Linked DNA regions of Mus musculus: region 1 is linked to region 2. A link is a loop called in an ENCODE intact Hi-C map of the cell type or tissue named here. Cell type or tissue: left cerebral cortex. All regions are shown on one strand. Each heading gives the region's core, and the rest is flanking DNA. Links, peaks and the distances in the headings are about the cores only.

What was found. Peaks named below come from ENCODE experiments on the same cell type or tissue, not always from the same donor. Only the 100,000 strongest peaks of a DNase experiment are listed, where the experiment ranks them.
Region 1: a loop joins it to region 2, with 2.7 times the contacts of the local background. A loop is called at or near these places in 7 of 42 quality-filtered maps.

Annotation. Positions count from the first base shown.
Region 1 is chr5:128,800,876-128,815,902 of GRCm38, forward strand. It overlaps Rimbp2 (RIMS binding protein 2), which reads right to left. Exons shown (of 21, transcript NM_001378900.1): 5 at 12,687-12,737; 6 at 5,482-5,686; 7 at 2,952-3,088; 8 at 1,910-1,986; 9 at 43-152. Among named protein-coding and RNA genes, the nearest start is that of Gm34057, 9.7 kb to the right of the region's middle. In left cerebral cortex, for the core only: CTCF peaks have their summits at 7,869 (motif pointing right), 8,070 and 8,724; DNase peaks (open chromatin) are centred at 4,386, 5,898, 6,848, 7,869 and 6 more places; H3K27ac peaks cover 5,492 bases.
Region 2 is chr5:128,964,287-128,979,313 of GRCm38, forward strand. No RefSeq gene overlaps it. Among named protein-coding and RNA genes, the nearest start is that of Rimbp2, 19 kb to the left of the region's middle. In left cerebral cortex, for the core only: CTCF peaks have their summits at 3,597 (motif pointing left) and 7,251 (motif pointing left); a DNase peak (open chromatin) is centred at 7,245.

The DNA of each region.
Region 1 (15,027 bases), core at 3,911-11,910, 160 kb before region 2:
TGGACCAAGTCAGTGCCCACCAACCGCAGCGCATCCACAGACCTTCATAGAACCCATCTTCATCCATGTCCCCATAGACATAGAGGTACTTTCCCGCCGTGAGAGGCAGCTCAGCTTCTGGGTTCTCATTGGGCCCATCGAAGGGGTTGTAACTGCAGGGAGAAACAGTTTGTACATCAGTAGCCCTGGCCAAGATCTGTCAGGTTCCTCATACCTATTACATCACTAATGGTGTCACGGCTTGTGCTAGCGAGATCCTGTGCCTCCTCTCAAGCTTCCTCTGGCAAGCTCACACCAATAGGTTAAAGGGAATTAAAGCCATTGAGAGCTCTTTGAGTCTTCCATCTTGTCCAGACAGCTTGTTCCTGTGTGTCTCTTGCACCTGAACTTCACATTTCCAAACTAATGAGCTAGTACAAAGAAAATGAATGTTGTTGCTTTTATTTTTAATGATTTCTTTCTTTCTGTGTATGTGTCTGGGCATGTATATGTGCACATGTGTATGCAGTATCTGTGGAAGAGGACACTGGATCCCCTTGAGCTGGAGTTACAAGTAATTGTGAGCTGCCTAATGTAGGTGCTTGGAATTGAACCTGGGTCCTCTGGAAGCCTATTGTGTGCTCTTGACAGCTGAGCCATTTCTCTGGACCAATTCTGTTACCTTTAAATATGTATCAACCCACTAAGTTAGAACACATTAGACATACTACTTAACTGTTGTTTTTGTTTGTTTGTTTTTTTGTTTTTTTTTTTGCCTTACAATGTAGCATACTATATTTCTACCTCATGAAGTCTGCCATTGCCTTTTGTGGTGGTTTGAATATGCTTGGCCCATAGGAAGTGGCACTATTAGGGGTGTGGCTTTGTTGGAGTAGGTGTGGCCTTGTTGGAGGAAGTGAGTCACTGTGGGGGTGGGCTTTGAGGTCCTATGCTTAAGCTCTACCTAGGGCGGAAGAGTCTCTTCTGGCTGCTTTTGGATTAAGATGTAGAACTCTCGGCTGCTCCAGCACCATGTCTGCCTGCATGCTGCCATGCTTCCTGCCATGATAATGGACTGAACCTCTGCAACTGTAAACCAGCCCCAATTAAATGTCTTTATCAGAGTTGTCTTGGTCATGATGTCTCTTCACAGCAATGAAACCCTAACTAAGACATCTTTGTAGTTAAAGTATAGTATTCTGCTGATCACCACTTTATCAAACTGGTTTCCTAATGTCAGATGTGGACAATATAGACACTGCTTCTAATTCCTGGCTAATGTATGCCATGTCCCATCAGATGTCCTGATGATGCATCTTAGCACACTTTCACAAAGAAGAAATTCTAGAAACTGCATTTGTTTGATCGACTGTATGCCCTACTGAGTACTTCTAAAATATGATGCCTGGGATTTCTGCTAGATTTTAGAAGATGGGGGAATGGAGGCTCTGAGCATATCCCCTGTGACATTCTGTTTTGTCACCTGTTGTGGGTTGAATGGTGTCCCCCATAAAGACTTGTCACAAGTCTCTGTGAATGTGGCCTCCTTCACAGTGAGGCACCCAAGTGAGAAAACATCTCACTAGGCAGGGTAGACATGAATGCAAAAGACACAATAACACACACAGAAGAGGGGGCCATGGGAAGGTAAAGACAGAGCCTAGAGAGATACAGCAACAGCCAGGAGCACTGGGGCCACCAGAACCTGAGAAGGCCCCAACACCCTCTCTTTGAGTCTTCCTGGAGCATGGCCAGGACTCCTCAGTGCATCTGCTGACATCTGGAGATGCGAGGAAGTGAGCCCCTGTGTGCTCAGTTTGAGACCCTGACTCACAGAAGCTCGGAGGCCTGTGTATTCCGTGCCTCTCACCAGCTTCTTCTGCCCCAGCACTCAGTGTGGGTTGGGGTGGGGGCGGCGTCACATTCCTACCTGTAGCGGGCCACACACAGGTGCACCTTCCCCGAGCTGCTTTGCTTGGAGTTGTTAGAGTTCCGGTCATTGTCCATCTGTGGAGCAGTGATCATGGTTTCCATTGACTGATACTAAAGACTCCGTGTCCCACCCCCAGCCCGTGAAAGGCTTATGAAGTGGGATCCACTTCCACAGACATCTGCTGGGAATCCTACACTAAACATTGGCAGAGACTTGGATGCCCCCCACCCCCACCCCACTAAGACACCCGAATGCCATGCCGCCAAGTAGCTTATGGAAGGCAGAGGTGACCATGTCCTCTGCTTTCAGAGGGCTCTTGCTATGGAGGGCCGAATTCGCCATCTCCAAGTGGCATTCAGGAAGCCAAGGAGAGCTACAGTAAAGGAGCCACCAGGAGAGCCTTCATTTCACACTTTCCCCTGCTGTCTCGGGGTCTGCAGAGCTTAAGGACGCTGTGCCCAGAGTTCCCTACTGCAATAATCCCAGGGGCATGTGGTCTTTTCTCAGAGGGCTGAGAGGGGGACTGAGTAACAGTGTCCCAAGGAAGGCAAGCTCCCCCTATTATCCCTTCTCTGTGTGGAAGGCAGAGTGCTCCCCTTCATGGTGCCAACCAAGCCATGCCACTCCTTCCTAGGAGCACGCAAGGGACCAAAGCCCACATCTATCCCCTCCTCCCCAATCTCCCAGCTCCACTCAGCCAACCATGCTCCTGGTGTCTCAGACGTTCGGTGACACCACCGAGAAGCCCTCCTGGTTTCACAGCCCCTCCCTGTGCCATTACAAGTCCACACACCCTGTTCTGCCGCTGTCTTCAGAACCCTCACCCGGGACCTGGCTGACTGGATGCTGATACAGTGCTGAGACCCCGAGTCTCCTCTGCCTGTAAACAGTAGTGATTTCTGGCACCTGCTGAGTCACTAAGGATGGATGTGGAAAATCGATAGGAACAATGGAGGGGCCAAGGTGAGTGGGCAAAAGGAGGAGGCAGGGCCATAGGTGCCTCCCAGATACAGCCTAGAGCTGACTAGGTAGGACTCACCTCGGACTCAAATCTGCATCTTGGGCTGCTGGATCGCAAGAGGAAGGAGGGCTTCACACACGGAGACTCCAGCTTGTCCCCAGACAGCGGAATATAGTCACCAATCACAGAGTAGTGTCCAGTGGGGCCCTCGTGACCTGGATGGGAACAGGGGAATGGATGAGGGAAGGAGGCAGGCCACCCACCCACATACTAATTGCCTCAGGCTGGTCTCACTGTGGGCAGCATACAGGCTGGCTGTACTGAGGGCCTGGTGGTGACCTGTGATCTGAGACACAAGAAGGTCCATTCAGAAAGGGTCAGTGTGTCCTAAGTGCAGGGGTCTTCCCTTCTGTTGGCTTGAAATTGAGGGGCTGTGAGGCCTATTGATACCCCACACACACAGCCTGATACCAGGAGGAGTGTACCCACAGAGCCGGGCACTATAATACAGAGAGTCAGAGTCTGGACTTTCTGTGACATCATCAAGGGTACCTGAGTGAAGCTGTACCCAGGCTACACTGTAGTTCTCCCCCCCCCCCCCCGCATGATAACTGTTTCTCTGATCATATCAATGTTAAAGTTCGTAATCACTTTGACCAAAAATAAATAAATTAAAATTTTTAATTAAATTAAATTAAAAAGTGGCAACCTGTCCAAGAGGAAAATTTTACCACTCCCATTAGCATGGAAAAACCTGGAGTGCCTTATATAAAATAAGATAATCCAGGCATCAGAAGATGCAGACCAAACTGGCCCAGTCACATGTGGACTCTGATGATGTCACAGCAGAGAGAAGTAAAGGCTGACCAGCTGGGCAAGAGAGTAGGAAGATGTTGAAGCATTAGTGGGAAGTCCTGGGCTTCCAGGTGAATAGGTTTAGATCCTGCCATGCAATTCTACACCCACAGTTAATCACACTATACTCTTCCCAAACACAGTCAGGAAGCCTATGCTCTGGGTCCCGGGGCACATGAACACATCTTTAAGGGACTGTCCTGATGAGCCAACAAGTTTAAATAGAGCTAATTAGAAGAGTAGGGAGCACTTGCAAACAGCTACACCACAGAAGAAAATGTCTCTCCCAGCAATACTTAACTACCTACTGAAACATTATGGGGCAGGGGCTATCATAAGCCTCTCACACAGCAGCCATGAAATGTCTATAAAGTCTCAGAAAGGGAGGGGCCTCATGAGCACACCTGTGGCTGGTGCCAACCACTTGCATTCCTTCTGAGTCAGGACTAGACACGTGCCAGGTAGAGGTGGCCATGTGATTGGTCCCCACAAGAAACCTTCAGCTCTGCCTCAGATGACCTCCTAGGATCTTGCCATGCTGGGGGCATGATCTGCCTGACTCCCTTGCAGCTAGGATCCCAGTACATTTATGGAGTGGGGAGGGAGAAGCTGGTTTGTGCCTTTCACAGTTTGAATATGTTCTCCAGTTGGTACTGAGCCCAGCTATCCATGTGCCAGCCTCATTCTAGCTCACCATCCACCTACACGCATCCGTGTGGGCTGGAGGCCACCTTATAGCCTATCTGACATCTTGCATCTGAGCAGGGCTTCCCATGGGACCCTGTCATTTAACAGACTTCACAGCCTTGGCACCCAGACACCTCCTGGGTGCACAAGGCTCAGTAAACAAAGAGAGGGGTGTGGGCTGTCCCATCCCATCCATCTTGTTTCTCATAGCAACAGCTACTGATGTTGTTTGTCAGTCTCTGCAATGCAAGAGTTAGAAGGAAAGGTTCAAAGCTGAGAGGCTGAGGGGAAGAACCCCATTGATGATGACACAGAACAACAAGCATTGCCTAGTTTTATAACAACAACAATGATAATAATAATAGCACCAGAAGCACTTCTCCATTTTGATAAGGACCAGGAGAGATTGGAAATTATCTTAATACAGCTACAAAAGGAAGTCTGGCATTCAGCTCTCTTAATTAAAAGAAGTCAACAATTTGGGGTTTTGTTTTTAAGACAGGGTCTTGCAATATAGCCAAGGCTGTTCCGGAAGTAGCTGAAATTCTCTGGCATCAGTCTCTCAAATGCTGGATTACAAGTATGAGCCTTTAATCTGGAGGGAGGGGCTCGAGGATAGCTTAATTGATAGTGTTTGCTAAACCTGAATGAGGAATTCACTTCTGTCTCCAGCACCCATGCAAGAAGCTAGACATGGCAACATACCCCATAATCCCAGCACACCCCTGGGGCCACGGAGACCATCAGATCCCTAGAGTTCATTCATACTCATCTAGGCTAATCAGCAAACCCCAGACCAATGAGATACCTGACTTACAAAAGCAAGGTGGATGGTTCCTGGGGAACACCACCAGAGGTTGACCTCTGCTCTCTACATGCATGTACTCACACCTGCATGTGCATCTTTACCCACACAAACATGCTTCCCCCAACACAGGGAGAATGGGAGTATCCAAACCACTCTACGAATGAGCAACCTGGGTTGTCCACAGTCCTGCTGCAGTAGGTCCTTATACTCTCAGCCACAGGCACCCTCCCAGAACCGTTGGGAGCACCCATCACTTACCTTTGTGGATGGAGGTGGCTAGTCCATTCATGTACTGAGGGAAAGGCTTGCCAGGGGCCAAGGGAACATCCAGCAGGGCCACTGAGCTGCTGCCCAGCAGGTCAATACTCCCAGTGTGTTGCCGGAACTTTTCCAGGTCCCGGGACAACAAGTTAAACTGCTCACTCTGCACACGGCATTTCTCTTCCAGCTCTCGGACCTTGGACTGCACAGCAGAGGCAGAACAGCGATCAACGAAGGGATAGTCAGTGGTGCAGATGTGCTCAGGGCATGTGTGCCTTTTAAGAATGTGAGTGTGCGTGCATATGATAGGCTGTGCGCTTGTGTGTGGCAGGGTCTGCTTCCACCTCCACAGAACAGCAGCGTCTGGGAGCCCAGCCTCACAGGCAGCCTGGCTGTTGGCCACCATGAGGAGCCACATGTGCCAAGAAATCTTGCCATCGCTCAACTCCCAGCCAAGTGTGGATTGTTCCAGGCTCTGTGTGCAGCCTGGGCACTTTGTGGTTGGCATGACTGTTTGGTATTTGGAGCGTACGGCTGAAACAGTTCTGACTTGGGAGCAGCCCAGCTACCAACCCATCATGCCATGCCATCTCAGTGGGTGTCCATCCCATGGGCCTGAAGACCCCTGAAGAACACAGCTGGCAGCCACACCAGGGAGTATCTACGTGGTACTGGGTTAGAAACGCCACTGTCATTAGCTAACACCACCATGACGCCTAGGGAAAGACAAGAACCTTTCAGGCAGGCAAACACATGGAAGAAAAGGGCAGCCAGCAAGCTCCCTCCTTGGGCACAGGTGTGGTAGGCTGTTCCTGAGTGCTGTGTGGCTCGTACAGAGGGTTTAATCTGTGTGCTTCCTGCTGCTCTCAGAAGAATTTGATACAAACATAGGTATCTAGCTGGTGCTCAATAGATTCTTGTTTTATTGCAGGCATGTGGGAATGTAGGGGGGAAATGGCTGAGTCAGTCTGCTACCTGGCTTGATCCATGGCTCAGGAGTGGACATGGTTCCTCCTCCTCCTCCTCCTCCTCCTCTTGCTCCTCTTTCTTTATCTCTTTTCTTTCTAATCTACATCCTCTCCCCGCTCTTGCAGAGTTTCCGCATCCTTTCTTCTTCCTCCTCCTTTACCTCTTTCCCCACCTCTTTATCCTCCCCTCCTTCCCCCTCCTCCTCCTCTCCCTCCTCTCCCTCTTCCTTGTGCCATAAGCATTAAGTCTCTCAGCTCTTTCATCCAGAACCGGGTGCTATTTATGTCTGCGATCACGGGTTTCCAAAAATAACCACAACGGATCCCAAGCCTATAATTAATTTCTTCAATTCATTAAAAAAAAATCAGCAGGGTTCCTCTTTTTAAAAAGCTGAATGGGGTTGGCTTAAGATAGCAGTCGCCTCAGAGGACGGCAAGGGACCGAACCTCTGGGCTCTGTGGCACAGGTGGGCCCTGGAGAGCTTTGGGGAGATCTGTGAGGACAAGTGTGATTCCAAGGGCAGAATCCATGTGTGGGATGATGACTTCAGGATCCGTGGGCCCTAGCGGCTCCACTCCTACTTAACGCATCCAAGAATCCTACATGAGGGTAGGGTCATCAGAGGGAGTGGCATCAAATGTCCCCATGAGGGGAAAGCCATCAGATCATCTGAGTAACCAAACTGGGCCATGAGTACCCACAGAGGCCAGTGGGGTTCCTGGGTACGAGGGTGAGCAGGAGATAGCACCTGTATCCTCTGACACTCCAAAAAGCACCTCTTAAGCATCCTACGCATATAACCAGACCCAAGGAACGAAAGGCAGGAGGACTCTCCATCCACACCACAAAATTTCAATGCTATGCATTCGGGAACAGTTCAGTGCTCGTCAGGTTGCGGGAGGGTGTGACTATTCAGGGGCAACATGAGTAGGTGTCCTCTGGTGGCAGAAGATGCAAGACATTGGATTGTAACCATGCAGGTCTGCAACAGCAATGGGACTCTAGAACTATACTATGAGAAGAGAGCCAAGTGGGTGGTGAGGTCCGAGGCCAGCTGTAGCTTGGCTGATTGGCACCGTTCCAGCCTCAGGTCCTGGACTTGCTCTGATGGGGCAAAATACTTTGGCCGGGGTACCTGGGAGGGGTGGAGCTTATAAAAAGTGTCCCTGCTGCTTTTTAAAGCTCTAATGAGTCCAAAGTTATTACTGAATAAAAAGGTTGATACAGATGGTATACGGATAGAGAGAAGCTATGCCCTCAGAGATGAATAAGTAGTGTTTCACTCTTCCAAAGCTAGGGATGGTCAGGGAGCATTGACTGGGGCTCTGCATTCAGAGAGCATCACCAGCTCAGACATCGGGTCTGGCCCATTCCTCTAGCTCTATGGGTACTCATGGCCCAGTTTGGCCTCTAGAGGGCGCCAGCAGCCAGTCCAGAGGCCCCAGAGACACGTGGACCTGTTGTATGCTAGCCTTATAGCCATACTTTTTCCTAAGCACAAGGAGTGCAAAAAGATGGTATTGGTTACTGAAATTCAAAGTGTTTAAAGGTGGGGCTGGAGAAATGGCTCAGTGGTTACAAACATTGGCTGCTGTTCCAGACAGCCTGGGTTCAATTCCCAGCACCCACGCAGAAACACACAACTGTTTGTAACTTGAGTTCCAATCAGTCCAGCGCCCTCTTCTGGCCTCTGTGGGCATTGCAGGCACATGGTATACAACCTCACAAAACACCTATACAACATAAAATAAAATAATTAAGGTATTTAAACACAGAGTTGGCTCACGTATTCGAGCACTGTCCCATACGTGAATGAACAAGGCACAGGGTAATGACAGCTTGCTGTCCTGGAGACGGTAGCCATGGCTAGGATAATTTTTCTTTTAAATATTTATTTTATGTGATTACACTGCAGCTATCTTCAGACACACCAGAAGAGGGCATAGGATCCCATGACATATGGTCATGAGCCACCATGTGGTTGCTGGGAATTGAACTCGGGACCTCTGGAAGAGCAGTTTAGTGCTCTTAAGCACTGAGCCATCTCTCTAGCCCCAAAGGCTACAGTTTTTAACAGTCTTTGTGTCTAGACACTGTTTAGCAGACCCAGTTGCCTGGGGTATGTTTGACTTGCAGCTTTCCCTCTGGTAAGCATGCAGGGACCTGACGGTGGAGATGCGTGTGTTCAAGAGAGCAGGGGCTTCTGGGTAGAACCAACTGCAGCCAGCAGACCAATGTCCCTGCTGTGTAGGTAATTGTTTGCTTTGCAAAGTGCGTCCACTAGGGGCGCTACAGTGGGCCTGGCTTTGGGGGTGAGCCTCAGTGAACTGAAATGGAGTGGAAGGGCCTGGTTTTCTAGGTCAGAGGAGACAGAGAATCCAAGTGTTGTGCCAGGCCACCCTGATGAACACTATCTTTCTTTCCCAAGCCTTCGGCTGCTCTCTCTGCTTTGAAAAGGCAGGATGCCAACTTGGGCCTCAGGAGTTTCCAGCCGTAAAGAGGAAGAGCCCACAGAAGCCTCAAGTCCCCATGTGTCCCTGTTGATCGCTCCTCAGGAGGCTATGTGCACATAGCCCCCAGCCTTCCCTGGCTGCAGCCAATGCATGTCTGGGCCACTCACTGGTTAGCTCTGATAGCTTGTATGTCACCCACTTCCTGGGGCACTCTGAAAGGAACTGCAGAGGCCTGTGCTGCTCCCGGCTACTGCTTCAACACCGTGGTGTTTATCTCAGTTTATCTGGAGCATTGTGGAGTCTCTCTCCGTTGCATGATGGGAACCTTGCCTCTGTGTGTTCCCTCAGCTTCACGGACACACCCACCCACTCTTCCCTGATGGGCCAGCCCAAGCCTCTCAGAGAAGCACCACCTGCAGGCGGGGGATGGAGGGGTCTGTGCTGTGACCAGGACCGTGGTGGTGGCAGATGGCAAAGCGTTCTATAATTGGAATAAGTGCAGCAGCTTGCAAATGCAAGCGGAGCATTTAAAAGCCAGAGGCAAATATCCCAAGACGTGACTGCCGGCTTTCCTGCCTCCTCCACAGGCGTTTCTCTGACTTTCCTCCTCCGAGGTGTGGGGCTGCATGCTGGGCTAGTGTCCAAGCTAAGGTAGCTTTGAAGGTAAAGGACATTTCTCCAATTAAAGACAATGGGACATGCAGAGATCACCTGCAGAGTTACCTACAAGCACGTGGAGTCTCATTCATCTATCATTGTTGCCATAGAAACAGATCTCTGTGGAAATGACCCCATCCTCAGGGCCCAGACCCCTTGCTCTCACCCTGACACTGCCCACAAACACTGTGTTCTTTCCTATACATCATTCTGGCTATGAGCTATGTATGACATTTCTCAGTGCCAGAGAGGCGATGCCACCACGCACACTTGTCCTTCCTGCCAGGAGCAAATGAACTAAGGGCCAGCATTCCCTAGAGCTCCCTTGTAACTCAGCAAGACAGCTGACCCCAACTTCACCTACTGTGAGGAGAGGAACGCAGTTGTCTGTGTGTTGGGGACCCTGCCTCTTCTTGCTCTCGGGGTCCCCGCCTGAATGATGGGAACGATCACTCCTGAACCTGGCATTCTCTCAGGTGTCCTGCATGGCAATCTCCCCACCCCATCCCCCTGCACCCTCTGGGAATCAGTTCTGCAAATATCTACAGAGCTGGTGGGTATGCAAAGGGCTTCAGTGTTAACAGTACATAGCCTCCAATGCAGCCACACTGCTCATACTTCAGGGCTGCAGGCTGCCTAAAGATGGTCACCCAGGCGACATCTAGGGTGCCTGATATACTCTGAAGATACCCACCCTTAGAGGGGGTCCTGACAACTAGCGTGAGGGACTTGGTCCCTGTCTCTCCACAGTGCTAAGATGGGATCCAGGCTGGGCTGCGGGGCCTGGGCTTATCAATTATGCGTTGGTCAAGACTTCAAGTGTCCCTCATTCCCATCAACTAGCTTGACGCCACCTCCTACGTGTGGCTCAGCCCCATCCTCGTGGGACCCTGCAAGGCTGCATAAGGCAGAGGTCCATCTGTGCTCTTCCTGGGCCTGGGGATCGAGACTTGTGACAAGCTCCCAGAGATGCCATGATGATCAGTCTAGCATTGAAAGCCCCTCATCTGGCAGGTAGGGAAGCTACCCCTCTCTGACTTCAGTACCAGTGTCTGGTCTGAGCCAGGGGCCACACTGGGGGACAATTGGAAAGAAAGCAGAGTGGCTCTCCCCTATGGAAGGAGCTTGCTGTTGGCTCGGGATGGATAGGAGGAGCCAGAATGAATTCTGATGACCCATAATGGAATTCTAGGCATACTGCCAGTCCCTCCCAACCACAAACCAACCCCAAGGAATAGCAGTCCCAGCCTCTCGCCCATGGTCATCTGAATTCATACCACTGGCCAGCGGCAGGGAGATGTGTGCACAGGGTCAGCTCAGCACTCCAAGAAAGCGTTTTCGTATTCCTATGCCCACTCCTCTGCTGGCACCAGGCTGCGGAGTCCTGGTCCACACCCACACCAGGTCCCTTTGTAGTGTTAGACCCTCAAGGTGCTCCATAGAAGGGAGAGAGGAGGAGGATGAGCAGACCCAGGGCTCAGAGCTGCCCGCCTAGGGAAAGTACCACAGAGCACATGTTCGAGAGGACAAGCCACACTGAATACCTGCATGCAGTCCAGGGTGTTCTGGGTGGCGAGCCAGACGAGACAATTACAGAGAGATGGTGTAAATGAAGTAGACAGTGCTCAGGACAGCCCATGGCCAAATAAATGGCCCACCCCAGCTTCTGAACAAAGGCATGTTGTGTCGTAGATGTTAGCAGGCGTAAGCTCAAAACACAGGCTACCAGCTGCAGTGATAACTCAGCAGGAGACTGGAGTGACACAGGCAACCAAGTCTGTACATTTCAGGGCAGCTAAAGAAAGGGACTCTTTCCTGCCAGGGGAGGTGAGACTAAACTGTCCCCCAGGAAGATAGATGTCCATCTGGAGGTGGCCCGTTCCATTCTCCCAAGACCTGCGTTTTTCTGGCATCCGACACACATATCCCTCTTGATCTAACTAATGGGAAATTTCCAACGATCAAGATCAGCTCATGGGATAGTGACCACAGAACCTTTCCTGGGGGAGCTATAGATTCCAAGGGGTGGCATAAGATGTGCACACACTCTGTTTTCAGCAGTAGCAGCTCCTCCCCTGGGGAAAGGGTCATTTTACGATTCCATGGAAATCCTACCTTCCCTGGCAGCAGGTAGCCTGGGGAGCTACACAGTCTGTCCAGTTCACTACTGCCTGCCTCACAGCGTGACCGCTGGCTAACTACTCACTCTGCATGAGGAATGACTGGCAAGGACCCCCCAAGGACACCGAGTTCTCACCATCCCTCTACCTATCTACCATTCTCTAAGAAGACCCACCCAGGACCAAAGTCACAGACCAGGAGCAGGCACTCTGTGTGCCACCCCAGATGATGGGACCTGGTGGCTGTTTTGCTTCCAGATCCTCGGGACCATTCAGGAAGATCTACATGTGGCTCAGATGGCCACTTCCACAGGGACAAAGATCCCATCAGTGGCTGGTACAGCATTAACCACTTTGGCTCCTAGACCAGTGGTTTCCAACCTGAGGGTTGTGACCTCTTTGGGGGCCATATATCAGATACCCTGCATACGAGATATTTACATTATGATTTATAATAGTAGCAAAATTACAGTTATGAAATAGCAACAAAAACAATTGTATGATTGCAGGGGCTGGGCGGGGGTGGGGGGGTGGGGGTGGGCGGTGCTCGCCACAATGTGAAGAACTGATTAAAGGGTTCCAGCATTTAGGAAGGTTGGGAACTGCTGTTTGAGACCCCCCCCCTTCTCCGATCCTGCAAGTGTCTCCCCAGCAGGAGCGCAAAGCTTCGGCACTGTCCCCCTATGCCACCCCTTAGAGGATGGCATCCCTAGGAACAACCCAACATTAAGTGTAGGAAAAGCGCCGCCTTGTGGCTCGATGAGAACAGCTAGCCAAAGCCCACCTCTGACCCAGGCTGTGAGGTTGAGGAAAAGCTGATTCCGTGCTCGGTGCTGTCTCCTCAGTGGGAAGGACAGAAGTGGTAACAGTGCCTAGGAGACAGCTTGCTTGCAAGGATAATGTGAGTGGCGGCGTGCTGGGGCCACATCCAGTTTCTGACAGGCGGCAGGGACCATTTACTTTCTGCCGACCCAGCCCCGCCCGCCCGCCCACCTGTGCTCACCTCTAACAGCTGCACAGCACCTTCATGCTCTTTCTTAGCTTCAACCTGAGCCTGGTGGTGGTGGAGAAAGAAAAGAAAGCATTTAGGCAGGGAAAGAGGAACTCCGGGCCAGAATCAGCAAGACCAGAGTGTGCTATGTGGTCCTGATTTCCCAGGAGAGGGTAAACGCTGCAGGTCTTCCTCTGAGCTGCACCAGGTGGCGACGATTGATTTGGCTGAATCTGACGATCTGCGGGGAGTCAGGCAGAGAAAGATCGGACTCTTACATGGTAATGGTGCCCAGGAGAGAGCATGTGCCTGTGAGGACAGCTTGAATGGGCTGGGGTAGCATCTCGTTGGGCAGCTAAGCACGAGGCTCACAGCTCTGCCACTGCAGCTGAGAAGGGACCCGGTGTGTTCCGACCGACCAGAGAAGCCGGGCTCTCCATGCTAAGCCTGAAGAGCACTCTCTTCTAGTCCATCCTCCTGCCTGGGAGATGTGGCACCACCCTGCATAAGTTTCAAGTCCTCCTTGGATCACCCTGGCCTGAAGGAGGTGCCCTGGTGCGAGGGGTCTTACACCTCCAGCCCACAGCAGGGGCCTGCCCCCTTCCCCCATAATTAAAGTCACACCGCACAGAAAACATGTTACTAGCTTTACTGAGGAAATTTCACATGAAACTGCCCCTGCCTGGCAAAGGACGATTCATACAAAAAATTAAAACACAATCACATTTGTCCCCACTCCTCCTGACACCCTGGCATAGTGACAGTCCATGTTATATTTGTCTTAATGGCCCCCTCACCAAAGAGCAGCGCCTGGATTTTTTTTTTTCTACTGAAGAGATAAATACAATCTCAGACTCTCTCTCCCATTAGTTTATCTAATGACCACAGAGCCCAATCCCAGCTGGGAGCCTGTGCTGGGAGACCCTGGGGGAATGGGAGGCCTCTTTCCTTTTGGACTTGAGAGGAGAAGTTGGTGCAACTGCAGCCATCTTACCACCACGAGGGGAAAGGCTACAGAAAACCAAAGGCCAAGCTGGCCCAGGGGAAGGCAGAGAGAAACAAAGTATGGTGGCATCTGGGAATTCAGCTGTGCCTGTGGTGGCTGGTTAAGGTCCTGGTCCTAAGCACATCCAAAGTCCTACTGCAGTAATAATCTAGGCAGACAAACTTTCCCACTGGGTTTTCTGTTTGGAGGATAAATGCCATCACTCACTGGTAAGAATATGATGCTCCCTACCAAAGATGGATGAACTGAGGCTCGGGGTATCTGAGGTTATAGCAAAAAGCGAGCACAGGCTCCTACCTCACCAGGCTGGGTGTCCAACCAAGCTGGGCCCATTAGTGGCTCCAAGTATTCTTCAGTTTCATTCTCTCTTGTTTTTTTGTTTTTGTTTTTGTTTTTGTTTTTGTTTTTGTTTTTGTTTTCTTTGAGACAAGGTTTGTGTAGCTCAAGCTGGCCTCGAATTCACCACATGGCCAAAGGCAAAATTGCAATTTTCCTCCTTCTTTCTCCCACGTGTTGGGTTAATGAGCACGTGCCGTCACAGCACATGTATGCCATGATGAGAGTTGACCCCAGGCCCTTGCACATGCCAGGCAAATGTAATAACTGAGCCACACCCCCAGGGCCCCATTTTTCAGCTCGTGAAAGGGTTTGCTTCCTGGCACTCTAGTCTCCTGCCTCGTCACCTGCTCTAATTAGGAAGCCATGTGCCCAGCTGGGCTCATATCGGGGTTTCCATTTCCAGAGAGTATCAGCCTGGACTTTGCACTGCGGAGGGTGAGAAATGAATATTACCTCATCTCTGCCACTGTGAGATTGTGTGTGGGCTGGGTTGAGGCTCCATGGCCCAGACTCAAAGGAGAATAAGCCCAAGATTTCCAAAAAGCTCATTCACCATGCATCTCATTCTCACAGATTCCCAATGAGGGTCTAAGAGCCAGGCGAGCCGCTAGCACCCGGCCCGCTAATCACACAGTTATTGAATTCGGCTCCCGCATTGACACTTGAGATTGTTCCTTTCAAAACAAAACAGCAACAATAACAGAAGAAATAACAAAATGGGGCATGGGGTGGGGAAGAAATCAGCCAGGGAACGGAGAGATTTTATAAATATCTCTGTCATCGAGTCAAAGACAGTTTTCAACCGTCAGGATTCAATCAACAAAGCACACAGGCAGGCTGGGGAGGCCGGACCAACTTGGCAGCAATGGTTCCATCTCTGCCTCTGGATGCTGCTCAGGAGTTCATTTTCATGGGCCACTTCCAAGCTGGGCCATTTGGGCGATTGGAATAGACTGTTAAATTTAACACTCCACGTTGGCAGTTCCAGAGTCTCAAAAAATAAAATAA
Region 2 (15,027 bases), core at 3,573-11,572:
TGCACGTGACAGCTGGATGTGAGCAACATGAGGTGACAGTCTGAGCTGAGGCAGAGAAGCTGGTGTCCATCTAAGAGTCCCAAAGGCTAGTCTCTTGAGGAGGGCAAGGCTAAGCATCTCCACTTGCAGATGGCTCCCCGTGCACCCTTCATATGAGGCAAGGGGGGCCTGGATGGGCTGGCGCTTCACCTGGATTCACCTAAATGTTATGCTTGAGGACAGGAGCCTGGTGAAGCTGGGGGTGTGACTGAGCAATAGCGCCCTCACCTGGCATGTTCAAGAACTCTCATCAGGATGTAAACAAAGTCATTCAAAGGCTGGGCACCCAGAGCTCAGGGCTGCACCCGGAGCTCAGGGCTGCAATCCCAGCCCTTGGGAGGCTAAAGTAGGATTACCATTAGTTTAAGCCCAGCTTGGTCTTCAGACTAAAAGCCAGCTTGAAACAAAACAAAACAAACAAAAACCAAAGGGAAACAAAACAGAGAAAGAAGAGAAATATCTGCTTCAGTTCTTTTTTTTGGGGGGGGGGGGGCCGGGGGCGGGAGGCAGATTTCGAGACAGGGTTTCTCTGCGTAGCCCTAGCTGTCCTGGAACTCACTCTGTAGACCAGGCTGGCCTCGAACTCAGAAATCCGCCTGCCTCTGCCTCCCAAGTACTGGAATTAAAGGCGTGCGCCACCACTGCCCGGCCTCTGCTTCAACTCTTTTTAGTTTATTATTTTATGTGGATAGTGTTTGCCTACACATGTATAAATTTCAAAGTTGCTTGGAAAGGAAGGAAGGTCACACCGGAGAGTCATCTGGAGGCCTATCTCTGTCCATCCATCTCTTGTCTCTCCCATTCCCAAGTTCCCTATCATCTTCCAGGAGAAGTACTGACCACCACTAGTAGGAGTCAGGGCCAGTCTTAACCAATGCCACCCGATGCCGTCCCCATGGGTGACGGTTGTCTCCATGAAGTCCTGCAGTAGACTCTTCTACAACTGTGTCTTTTATCAAATAAAACAGCAGATTGTCCCAGCCAACGCTGTGCTCGCCCTTCCAGATGGTACCAGCATGCACTCCCCTACTCTGGTGACTGTCAGGGACTTAGCCTCAGAAGCATGGGACCAGGCTCCTGGGACCCTGTGCTGCCCACGGATGGCTCCAGATGCCGTGTCTGCTCTGAACTGGCCCTGCGACCCAAGTCATAGTGCCTGCTCTGCAGACCCTCAGAGCTTAGGAGGAGCTGAGTTGTAGCCACACCCTCCACATGCCACATGGGTGGGGTGGGGGTGGGGCTTCTTTGGGGGAGGGGGCTAATCTAAGCACTGAGGATAAAGTCCTGGAGCTTCCTCCTTCCACAGCTCTGCCACCTTCCTTTCTCTCTCTGGATAGACAGATCCAGATGGGACAGATAAGAGACAGCTTGGACAGGTAACAGAGTCACAGAGACACAGAGCGCAAGATGACAGATAATTGATAGGTAGACAGATGATAAACTCACGCATAGACGATGAGAGAGATATGGGTGGTAGGTGATTGATAGGAACAGATGATAAATGATTGGTAGGCAATTAAATAGGTAATATACACCCGCTGGATGACTGATAGATGAAGATGATGGATCAGAGATACATCAACAATAGATGATGGATGGATAGATGATAAATGGTTGGTAGGTAGAAGGTAGGTGACAGATAGATGGATAATGTAATGGACAGATAGATGGATAGTGTGATGGACAGATGAGTGATAAGTAGATGATAAGTATATAAATAGGTGGGAGGTGGACTTTTTTGTTTGTTTTATTTTTGTTTTTCAAAACATGGCTTCTCTGTGTAGCCCTTGCTGTTCTGGACCTTGCTCTGCAGACCAGATTGGCCTCGAACTCAGAGACCTCTTGTCAGGAGCCATCTAGAATAGGGTAAGGCTAGCAGGTGGCATTCCTGGAGGTGGCCCACCATTTCTGCATGGTCTGCGATGGATGATCTCGACGGCAAGGTTCCAAAGAGACTTCACTTCAGGATCGCTTCTTGTAGCTGATATGCCTTTCCTGTAATCATTAAATTAGTATAATGATCCCTGGGCATTAACCCACCCTATTGATCAGATTTCCTGCAGATCAACATAAAGATGAACTGTTATGAATTGATGCTGTTTAGATGAATGGATGAGTCTACAGAATTCCTGATTTGATTCAAATAATTCTAGGAAAAGTTTTAAGAGCTGGTCTTAGTTGCTTTGCTAGAAAGATGTAATAAAGTTGGAATCAAGAATAGAATATGCCGGGCTGGTGAGATGGCTCAGCGGGTAAGAGCACCCGACTGCTCTTCTGAAGGTCCTGAGTTTAAGTCCCAGCAACCACATGGTGGCTCACAACCATCCTTAAAGAGATCTGACTGGTGTGTTTGAAGACAGCTGCAGTGTACTTACATATAATAAATAAATAAATATTTAAAAAAAGAATAGAATATGCCCATTCCTCGTATAGTAAGTAAAGGATGCATAGTAAGAAATACAATGAATTTTCATAATTACACTAAAAAGAGAAATAGACTTGGGACACATTTGTGTCCAAGGAAAAACATTTAGGTTCAAGAACAAAGTCACAGGAGTGCACTCTGATAAAGCAAGGCCATGTAAAAACTGTTGCTTTGAACTTATAATGACCATATTCAAATGAAGCACTGCTTTGAACTTAACATCAACTAACATCCTTCTGAAACTCCCATTTTATGTAACATTTTATCTCCGGGGTAATTTTCTAAGAATTTTTTTTGTCTAAGAAGGTATAAAAAGGCCAGAGGAAAGATATAAAGTTGTTGGTTGCATGGTTTGGTTTGGGGAGCTCTTGCCCCATATCCATGCATCCATCCACCCAAATGTATATGTCTGTCTGTATGTATGTGTATATATGGTATATAGGTATATGTGTATGTATGTAAGCATGCATGAATACTTGTGGAGGGTCTGAGACCAGTGGTTGGGCCCAACAAAAATGTGAGTGTGTTAATGTGTAAATGAGACTGTGAATGAAAATGTAAATGTGTGTATGATTGTATATGTGTCTGTGAATATTTAACTGTATAACATCTTAATTCTTTTTCTTTCCTCTTTGGTTCACAAAGAGTTAACCAGTCAGGCCAGTGAAGGGCTTCTGGTTGCCTGGCCAAAGATCTATGCAATAAATCCTTTACCTAATCACCCAGCTCTTAGCAACAAGAGTCAGTAGATCTAGAGGCCTGCAGCTTCCGGTCTCAGAGTAACTTAGAGTCAAGATAGGAGAATGTTGTTTTAAAAAGCAACCCTACTTTTTAGCTACAGAGAGGACACAGCCTGGAGCTACCCCACCACCCTGGCAGATCCTCCTGCCTCTGCCTCCGGAGTGGCAGGATTAAAGGTGTACACCACCACCAGGTTACGGGCAGTAGACATTTTTATATAAAGCAAAGAAAGTATAAAGAATTTGGGGTGAGAGGGGGCTGGAGAGATAGCTCAGCTGTTAAGAACATTGACTGCTCTTCCAGAGGTCCTGAGTTCAAATCCCGATGACCACATGGTGGCTCACAGCTATTTAGAATGGGATCCGATGCCCTCTTCTGGTGTGTCTGAAGACATCGACAGTAAACTCATATACATTTAATTAATTAATTAAATTGGGGTACCATGTGAGCAGTGAATCTGGAATAGGGCTTAAGTATCCAGTGAGTCCCTTCTTGTCTGTTTATATTGAATTATATCAAAACAGAAAGACTTTTTCCAACACTGTGCAAAATCCACAAGCCACCCTAAAGACGGGGTGTTCCTTTCTGTCATTGCTGGAAGAACACACACTCTTCTGGCTCAGGAAATTCACCCCAAACCCCTAGGCTGGGCACCAGGTTCCTCTCTCCCCAATGTTCCCACTTTCAAGCAGCCTGGAATCCAGGGTACCTGCTGGGGGGTTGGGGGGGGGGGCAGGACGTCTGTGGCTTTTCCTACACTCCCATGGAAAGTATCATCCTCTTGTCCGAGGAGGAGGCACTGCTCCCTAACACTAAGGGAAGCTTACTAGGCTAGTGCCCAGTACCAGCCATCTCTTTCTCCTGCAAGCAGGACACCAGCTACCCCAGGGTAGCCATGCACTCAGGTTCTGATGGGACTCAAGCAGCGCTGTCAGTCAGTGAGCAGGGAAAACGGCAGCTAGATTTTGCTTTCCCTTGTAAGGAGGAGCGGGTGAGGTGAACCCTATCCTTCATTTTCCTGTCCTAAATACAGATGTGAGAGCCAGAGACCTCTGGCAGCCACATTGCAACTGTGACTAAGAGGCTAAAAAAAGTGGTGGGTGTGGCCGACCACGGGCATACTCAAGCCTAACTCACAGGCAGCAAACGCCTGCATTCACACCTCCTTTCTTTTTTCCCCCCGTTTCCTTTTTTGTTTGTTTGTTTTTTTTTGTTTGTTTTGGGGTGTTGTTGTTGTTGTTGTTTGTTGTTGTTAGGACAGGGTTTTCCTGTATAGCCCTGGCTGTCCTGGAACTCACTTTGTAGACCAGGCTGGCCTCGAACTCAAAAATCCACCTGCCTCTGCCTCCGAAGTGCTGGGATTAAAGGCTTGTGCCATGACCGCCTGGCCACACCTCCTTTCATTGGAGGAAACTAAAGCTCTATTGAGGTAGCTGCTGGCTGTATGTCATCCTCCTGTGCAGCTCGTTTTAAACACACACAGCAGTTTTCTGGGGTTTTTGGTTTGGGTTTTTCCCCCCTTTTCTATCTTAGCTTACATCTACAACAACATATGGGCTTAGAACTTCTTCCAGACATTCCCCTGGCCTTAATGAAGATGCAGACTCGCTGTGCCCCTCCCTTTGCCTCAGATGTTGAGATGCTTGACCCCAGGGAATTGGAACTTCCCCACGTCTCATGGTGGAGCTCTTGTGGTGGCAGGAGAGCATAGACCTCAGATAGCAGCATTGACATAGGAGAGGGCCGGGAAAGGTAGCTCAGTGTAAAGAGCATTAGCTGCTCTTGCAAAGGACCAGGTTTGCTCCCCAGCACCCACACGGTAACTCCAGTTCCAGGAGATCTGGTGCCCTCTTCTGGCCTCCTCAGGTACTGCATACACACACACACACACACACACACACACACACACACACACACACAGTTGTGCACATATATATGTATAAAATAAGATCAATAGAGATTAAAAGTTAACAAAAGGCTTGGCATGTAAAAATACTTGTTGCTCTTGCAGAAGACTCAGTTCAATTCCCAGCACCTATGTGAGGACTCACAACCATCTGTAACTCCAGTTTCAGGGGATCTGATATCTTCTTCTAACCTCCTCGGGCACAAGACCCGCACGTAGTGAACAGCATATGTGCAGGAAAAACACTCATACACAGAAAATGAAAGAAATCAGTCTAGCAGATGGTAGTGGCACTTGTTTTTAATCCCAGCATTTATGAGGCAGGGGCAGGAAGATCTCTGAGCTCAAGGGTAGCCTGGTTTACAGAGCAAGTTCTAGGACAGCCAGGGCTACACAGAGAAATCCTATCTCAAAATATCAAAATAAATAAATTAATTAACTAATTAAAAATAAAAATTTTAGCCGGGCATGGTGGCGCACACCTTTAATCCCAGCACTTGGGAGGCAGAGGCAGGTGGATTTCTGAGTTCGAGGCCAGCCTGGTCTACAAAGTGAGTTCCAGGACAGCCAGGGCTATACAGAGAAACCCTGTCTTGAAAAAACAAAACAAAACAAAACAAAACAAAATTTTAAAGATTAACAAATGAACCAGTCAGCAGGGAAACAGTGGAAACCTTTACCTACCTCAACTTAATCTAAGTAGAAACAGAACAAAACCTTGAGACATGAGGGGACCAGCACTGTGAAAATGTCTTATAAAGCACCACATGACCTGAGAGTGAAGCCTGGCACTTTGGGGACTTTTCCCTCCATCACTAGCCCATTATTTGTATCACTAAGTGTCTTAGTTTGGGTTTTACTGCTGTGAAGAGACACCATGAACAAGGCAACTCTTTTTTTATTTTTGCTTTTGTTTTGTTTTTTGTTTTTTTCGAGACAGGGTTTCTCTGTGTAGCCCCGGCTGTCCTGGAACTCATTCTGTAGACCAGGCTGGCCTCGAACTCAGAAATCTGCCTGCCTCTGCCTCCCGAGTGCTGGGATTAAAAGTATGCGCCACCACGCCCGGCTCCAAGGCAACTCTTCTAAGAACAACATTTAATTGGGGCTGACTTACAGGTTCAGAGGGTCAGTCCATTATTATCATGGCAGGAAACAAGACAGCATCCAGGCAGAAGTGTTGAGAGTTCTACATCTTGATCCAAAGGCAGCCAGAAGAGGACTGTCTTTCAGGCAGCTAGAAGGATCTCAAAGGCCACTCTCACAGTGACACACTTCCTCCAACAAGGCCACTCCTCCAAATAGTGCCACTCCCTGAACCAAGCATTTTCAAACCACCACACTAAGCCCATGTCCACCGTCCATTTCTTCACTTTAGGACACACAAACTTGGGTTCTTCGACAGATATCCCAAGAGCAAACATGTCTTGTTTGGGTCGCCAAGGAGCAGGTTTGGATCTAATAGCAATAATAATAAAATGGATCAACCCTAGACCCTGATCCAGGCATAACTGGACCTGGGTAGGGTCCTCGGCTGTGCACATGACTGTATTCCTTCCTCAAACTGTACACTTCTCGCTTCTGTCCAGTCACTGATACACTATATATAGATCGTTCCCACGACATTGGTTAGAGAAGGCTGCATTGCGCCCTCTGCCTGTCCCGGGTGTGGTCGGCAGCTCGCGCCAACTCACCTGCTGTGGCTTTCCATCCTGTCCTGTATGTAGCAGGCCTGCAGGAGCTCAGTAAGAAATACACTCAGAGAGTCACTAAGGTGGGGCTCTCCAGAGCTGAAAACATTGATGTGGACCAAGAAACCTTGCCTGGGGGTCCTTATACGGCATCAAAGAAGTACCCAATCCAAAACCATTTTGACTGCAGCCGGGATAAGAGAGAGAAAAGGCTCAAAGCGTGGCTCCAGGGGCTTAGCATGAGAAGCAGCAGCCGTGTGTGACCCGATAATGACTCTTTAGGGAATGGTCGTCATCCTGGCTCTGGGTACTCTTTCAGACTCAAAGTGAACCTTCAACCCTCAGCAGTGATTTGTCAGTCTCTCACAGGCGCCCCACAAGCGCCCCAGCCATCCACTGTGAGTAGTCCCGGAACTGGCTGGCTCACCCAGAAAAATCCACTGCTCTCTGGTGCCACCTAGAGGCTCCTTCGCCGAACTCAAAATAAGACAAAAAGTGAAGACAAGAGGACGAGCAAGGTCTTTCTTTTTAATTACATTTATTTTGTTGTTGGTGGTGGTGATGGTGGTGGTGGTGTGTGCGTGTGTGTGTGTGTGCGTGCGTGCGTGTGTGTGTGTGTGTGTGTGTGTGTGTGCGCGTGCACGCGCACTCCGGACACCAGGCTTGGCAACAAGAAAAGCTGTTAAGGCCAAGTACGGTGGCAAACGCCTTTAATCCCAGCAGTAGGTAGGCAAAGGCAGGGGTTGCTCTCTGAGTTCAAGGCCAGCCTGGTCTATATTTCAAATTCAAGGTCAGCTGGGGCTACCAAGTGAGAGCTTATTTTTTAGTTTAGTTTTTTTTTTTTTTTTTAAGTGCCGTTGTCTGTTGAGCCACCCACCTGCCCAGGGTGATCTCTCCCATACTCATTGTGGCCATGAAGGGAGAGCCACTCCAACTCCTGAGGCAGAAGGCAAGCTCTGTCCTTGTGCCCCCTTCCTGAGGGACCACAGCTGGGGTTTTGAGCCCTCTGTCTATTACGCAACTGTATAAGATCACATCTGTTGTGTTTTCTGCACTGGGGGAAGGTCATTGATATTTTTTTTCTTGTTTTCCTAAACTCTATCTTGCAATTGATTTGTTGTGCTGGAAAAACAAAACAAAACAAAAAAACAAAAAAACAAAAAAAACAAAAAAACCTTTCCTGTAACATCAACTGTTCTTGTTGTAAGTAGTGACATTTGAAACACCTGGAACATTCTGGACCTATGTGACTCTCATCTTCTGCTGTGTGGTACTTTACCTGTGGTCGTCCCTGGATGCTGCTTGTACCCAGGGGCAGAGGTCTAGAGCCGACAACCCAGGCTGCACACTGCCTTCTGGGTCTGTCTGTCTGTCTGTCCAGCCATGAGAAGTGGCTCCTTCCTACTCCTGCCAACTGCAGAGGTGTGGGAGGCGCTGCCTGCTTGGCATGTTAGAAATGGCGTCTCTAGGGTTGCCTTACCACTGGGTTGGTAGAGCGCTTACAGGGCATACACAAAGTCCTGGGGTTGATTCCCGCACTGAATAAACCAGGCACGATGCGGCACACTTGTCATCCCTGCACTGGGGAGGTAGAGGCAGGAGGATCACAAGTTCAAGGTCACCCTTGGCTACATAGCAAGTTAGAAGATTGCATGAAACCCTGGATCAGAAACAAAGGCAAGCAAGCAAGGAAGCAAGCAAGCAAGAAAGAGAGAGAAAGAAGGGAGGGAGGGAGGGAGGGAAGAAGGGAGGGAGGGAGGGAGGGAGGGAGGGAGGGAGGGAGGGAGGGAGGGAGGGAGAAGATTGCATGAAACCCTGGATCAGAAACAAAGGCAAGCAAGCAAGCAAGAAAGAGAGAGAAAGAAGGGAGGGAGGGAGGAAAGGAGGGAGGGAGGCAGGGAGGGAGGGAGGGAGGGAGGGAGGGAGGGAGGGAGGGAGGGAGAAGATTGCATGAAACCCTGGATCAGAAACAAAGGCAAGCAAGCAAGCAAGCAAGAAAGAGAGAGAGAGAAAGAAGGGAGGGAGGGAGGAAAGGAGGGAGGGAGGGAGGGAGGGAGGGAAGGAAGGAAGGAAGGAAGGAAGGAAGGAAGGAAGGAAGGAAGGAAGGAAGGAAGGAAGGAGATGGTATTTTGGTTTTGGTTTTTGGTTTTCCAAGTCAGGGTTTCTCTGTGTAGCCCTGGCTGTCCTGGAATTCACACTGTAGACCAGGCTGGCCTCCAACTCAGAAATCTGCCTGCCTCTGCCTCCCGAGTGCTGGGATTAAAGGCGTGTGCCACCATTGCCCAGCTGAGATGGTATTCTGATGTATAGCCCTGTTGGGGCCCAAATGTTGGGGCTTGCCACCTGCCACTGCACACACCCCATATGGCCACATGCCAGCAGGGCTTGGCGAGAGTCACCTCAGCCTACCATGGCTGTTTCTCAGTACACAGGGTGTGAGAAGAGTGTCCATGCCTGGACTGAGTTAGGGTGCAGAAAGGGCTATGGTGGGCTACACTCACAGGCAGGGTGGCACCATCCCCGCTGTTCCCATGTCCCTTGGCAATACACTAAACACGTTCTTCTGCCATGTTCTCTAGTGGACAGGGCACGGTGGCACTCTTGAGTTGACAGTGTTGATCTGTGAGCTGTATTGGTTCCCATGACAGCGCCATGATGACGATCTGATGGGAAAGATGTCAGGGGGCTGGTGTGAGCTGGCAACACTTGGTGCACAGCATTTTAGAATTAAGATGAATGAATGAGTAAATGAATGGGGAAGAGAGGAAGAGAGGGAGGGAGGAAGGAAGGAAAGAAGGAAGATGGCCATGTAGGTACCAGGAGAGATGGATGAGCACAAGGTAAAACAGATGTCAACACTAAATGCAGAATCCTAGAGTGCACATCCACTGTGCACCTTTCTTTTTCTTTTCAGTTTGGAAATTGCCATGAAAATCAGCAGCAGGGCCATGGCTGGGGGATGTTGCGTTACAAGACATCAGCCCTCCACAGAAAGACGGGCATCACATATTTGCATATATAGGAGGTAAAATATGTCAGTCGCACAAAGGAAAAAGAAAAGAGTACAGTCAGGCCGCTGTGGCAGGGAGAAGTAGAGGAGAGATAGTGAGTGTGGTGTCCCATGTCGTCAGAAAGGTGACCCAGAGCACAGAGAACACCTCATAGCAACAGCTAGCCATTCAGGAATGATCCAGAAGAGAGGGGCTCAAAGTTCCCTACACAAAGCAGTGACAGATATTTAAGGATGCGGTCATGTATTACCTTGGTGTGACCACTTCACACTATGGACACACTGAACACCATATGCAATTATGCTGTGTCAACTCGAAGTATTACAAATATATCAGTTAATTAAAAATATCATTGGTCAGATGTGGTGGCACGCTGCTCTTAATCCCAATACTCAGAAGGCTGAGGCAGAAGGATTGCTGAGATTTTGAGGCCAGCCTGAGGTACAGAGCAAGATCTTATCTCAAAAGACAAAACAAAAAATAATTGTTTTTAGCCACAGTTTCATTTCCCACCCTAACCACATCAATATTTGTTTTTTTCCTTGTGATCTGTTGCCCTTGACAGATTTTCGATTGTTACTACATGATGACGATCTCTTCAGCTTGGCATCTTCCAGGAGACCAAAGCAATTCTGGGAGTGTGGGGGCGGGGCAGTGTCTTCATCGACTTCTGTCCTGGCCAGGCCTCTCTGGCCACAGTGTTCAGCCTTCAGTGGTACCATGCATACATGGAGCAGAGCATTCCCCACAGCCTACCCGCGCCTAAGGGTTAGCAGCTCAAAGCCAATGGTCCATCTCATCGACCACAAGTCTGGGGGCTGGAGAGATGGTTCCATGGTTAAGAGCAGCACATCACAGGCTCAGAGGTAAGTCCCCGGCACTCATTGTCAGGTGACTCACAACCAGCTGTCACTCCAGCTCCAGGGGACGCCCTCTTCCGGCCTCCTTAGGCACCAGGACAGGCGTGTGCGTGCAGGTGTGCACACGCTTTTAAAAATGCAAAAGCTAAGTGCTCCCAAGTCACCCAAGCCCAGCATCACCCTGCCCTCTGCACACTGCCCTCTGCACACTGCCCTCTGCACCCTGCCCTCTGCACACTGCCCTCTGCACACTGCCCTCTGCACCCTGCCCTCTGCACCCTGCCCTCTGCACCCTGCCCTCTGCACACTGCCCTCTGCACACTGCCCTCTGCACCCTGCCCTCTGCACCCTGCCCTCTGCACACTGCCCTCTGCACACTGCCCTCTGCACACTGCCCTCTGCACACTGAACTAAGGGCAGCCCCTGGCTCACCTTCCCTGTGTGACAGGAGGGGAAATGGCTCTTCTTGTCTCTAGTCACACCACCAAGACTCAACCTGAACCATCCTCCAGAAGAGACAGACAGACAGACAGACAGACAGACAGACAGACACACACACACACACACACACACACGGCCAGTCTTAATCTCATCAAGTCAGTTGCTGATTCCCACCGAGTACCAAGGCTGTGCTGCAAGCAAGCACCAATTAATTCACTCTTAGGAAATCAAATGTCCCAGAGAGCCAGGGTCAGGGGCCTCAGGCCTGAAATTCCAAACACTTAGAGGCTGAGGCTAGAGGATTTCAAGCTAGTGGCTAGCCTTGGCTCCATAGCAAGAGCCAGCCTCAAAATGCAAAAACAGAATGAAAAGCCTTGAAAGCAAAACCATTCCAGCCTTGGGCTGGTGAGATGGCTCAGCAGGTTAAAGGTGCTTGCTGCCAAGCCTAATGGCCTGACTGGAAGGAGAAACTGATTCCCTCTGACCTCTCCACCTTTGTAATGGCATGCATTATGCGTATGCGCAGACACATAATAAATAAAACCCCCCAAAACACACAACAGCTGGGACCCCTTGACACCTCAATTTAAAAAACAAAACTGTCCAACCAGAGCCAAAGTGGCTCATTGCTCACAGTGTTGTTGGGCCATTTCCTTGGGGTCACCAATATAGTCACTCTTCAGTTGGAGCCGTTAAGCACTGTGGGAGACTCCCCCACTCTATTATTAAAGCTTGGGCCCGTGCTTCATTCTGCTATTGATCAGATAGAACTCCCTCCCCCACCCCACCCCCCGAGGTCCCCCGTGGGTTCCCATAGTCTGACCCTGCCACCCTGAGGTCCCTCACAGGGGCCCATGGCCCCTATGGACAAAAGTATTCACAGCAGGGGGTCTTGAGGGAGCCAAGTCCCCCAGGTGGTCATTGTTTGTGGGTCATTTGTGTTCTGGCTCTGAGGCCTGCAGTTGGAAGGAGTCTTCAGAAGCAACAATAAGCAGCTCTTAATGGGTCACACAGGTCACAGGGAAAACAGGATTTGATTGGCACGGATCCTAATGCCAAGGAGTACAAGAAACCACATTCCACAGCTGGCCCAAGGTCTGGACTGGCATGCTGTGAGCAGGCGCCCTCTGCTGCCCTCAGGATGACCTGCAGGCTGTGAGAGCAAATGACCAGAAACAGGGACACAGGGCAGAGAGGTAAGGCGCAGTTTGCCTGTAGACCCACCCACTATCCAGGGAGACAGCACACATTCCCAGCTCCTGCACGGAGAAAGACCAATGCAGTTTCGGAAACGGCTTCAAATGGCAAGATAGCTCATTGTGACGGCTATTCTTGCTTTTGTCAACTTGGCACATCCAGGAAGAGGGATGCTTCCAACAGGTTAGCCTGTAGCTGTGTGGGTGGGACATTTTCCTTGATTACTAATTGATGTGGGAGGGCCCAGCCCACTGTGGGCAATATCATCCCTAGGCAGGTGGAGTCTGCATCGGGTAAGAAAGGTTAGCTGACAGCCCTCAAGCAGGGCAGAAAGCAGAGATGGTCTATGGATTCTACGTTAAGCTCCTTTCCTTGGCTTCCCTAGATGAGGGACTCTAAACTGTAAGGTAAGATAAAATCCCCCAAGTTGCTTTTGGTCAGTGTTTGACCCCAGCAACAGAAAGCAAAGACATTCAACATCCATTATATGTTTTATATATAATGAGGGGGAGTTCAAAGGTCCCCAACATGATGATAAGATGAAAACTGAAAACAGACCTACTGTGTGGCCCAGGGACAACACTCTCTATTTTCCCAAAGGACCCTCAAGTCAGCACATCACAGACACGGGCATGTCCATGTTCACTGTAGTAATGGTCATAGTATCCATCAACAGAGGACTGGGTAAGGAAAATGGGTGATACATATATTCATATACATGTATAGTATATGAGTTATATTAATATATGATCATATATATATATGTATTCATATATATCATATATATATGAGAGCCAGACAATGGATACCCATGAGGTACATCAATGGGTAAAGGGGTCTGTTTGATCAGCAGTAAGAATGAAGCACTGGCCTGGGCTTTTATCCTTCCTTCCTTCCTTCCTTCCTTCCTTCCTCCTTCCCTTACTCTCTCTCTCTCCCTCTCCCTCTCTCTGTCTGAGTCTCTCTCTCTCTCTGTCTCTGTTTATCTGTCTCTCTTTCCTTCTGTCTCTATCTCTGCCTCTCTGAGTCTCTCTCTCTCTCTCTCTCTCTCTCTCTCTCTCATTTTGGTTTTGGTTTTGGTTTTGGTTTTGGTTTTGGTTTTGGTTTTGGTTTTGGTTTTGGTTTTGGTTTTGGTTTTGGTTTTGGTTTTGGTTTTTGAGACAGGGTTTCTCTGTGTGTAGCCCTGGCTGTCCTGGAACTCACTGTGTAGATCAAGTTGGTCTTGAATTCATAGAGATCCTGCATGTCTCTGCCTCCCGAGTACTGGGATTAAAAGTGTGCACCACCACTGCCCAGCTAGACTTTAAAAATAGAATAGGGAAGTCTCCCATAATACTTAGAAGCTCTGAGTGAGCCTGGGGAGGAGTTCATACATACACACATCATACATACATACATACATACATACATACATCATACATACACATATCATACATACATACATCATACATACATACATCATACACACATACACACACATACATACACACATACATACATACATACATACATACATAATACATACAGAATGGGATTTTCAGCTATAAAGGAAAGTCTAGGGCTGAAGAGATGGCTCAGAGGGTAAGAACACTGACTGCTCTTCTGAAGGTCCTGAGTTCAAATACCAGCAACCACATGGTGGCTCACAACCACCCATAATGAGATCTGGCGCCCTCTTCTGGTGCATCTGAAGTCAGCTGCAGTGAACTTACATATAATAAATAAATCTTTGGGCCGGAGCAAGCAGGGACTGAGCGAGCAGAGTTGACCAGAGAGAGCAGAGGTCCTAAAAATTCAATTGCCAACAACCACATGAAGGCTCACAACCATCTGTACAGCTACAGTGTACTCACATACATAAAATAAATAAATCTTTAAAGAAAAAGAAAAAAGAAAAGTCTAGTTCCATCATTTGCAGGACATGGACACAACTGGTGATAATCATGTTAAGAAAATTGAGTCCGACTCAGAAAGATCAGTATGGGAGCTGGGGCTGGGGAGGTGGCTCAGGAGCACTGGCTGCTCCTGCAGAGGAGCCAGGTTTGATTGCCAGGACCCACATGATAGTTCACAACCACCTGCAACTCCAGTCCCGGGGGCTCCAACACCATCTCCTGGTATATGCAGGCACTGCATACATGTAGTGCACAAACGTACACGTAGGCATCACACTCATACACATAAGTTTTTTTTTTTTTAAAGAAAGACAAATATCACATATTCTCTCTCACTGATGGGCCCTTGGTCTTACATAAATACATAAAATCTTGTGGTGTACAGATGACATGGACATTCAAAGGGAAGCTGTCTCGAACAAAGGGGCTTATGGGAGGGGGGAGGGGAGGGGAGACGGGGGTAAGAAGTATACACTCCAGAACCTTATATATGCTTGCATGGAAATGATGCATGTAGGCAAGTATAATTAAACTAAAATTTTCAGACAACAGAAATGAAGGGACTAGAAACATGGCTCCGTGGTTAATTGCAGGTACTGTTCTTACGGAAAACCCAAGTTTAGTTCCCAGTATAACCTGCTGTAACTCCACCTCCAGGGGAGCTGCTGCCCTCTTCTGGCCTCTGTGGGTACTGCGCGCGCACATACACACACACACACACACACACACACACACACAGAGAGAGAGAGAGAGAGAGAGAGAGAGAGAGAGAGAACGAGAACATATTTTTAAAAGGTGGAAACATCAATCGCACTGACCCAGTC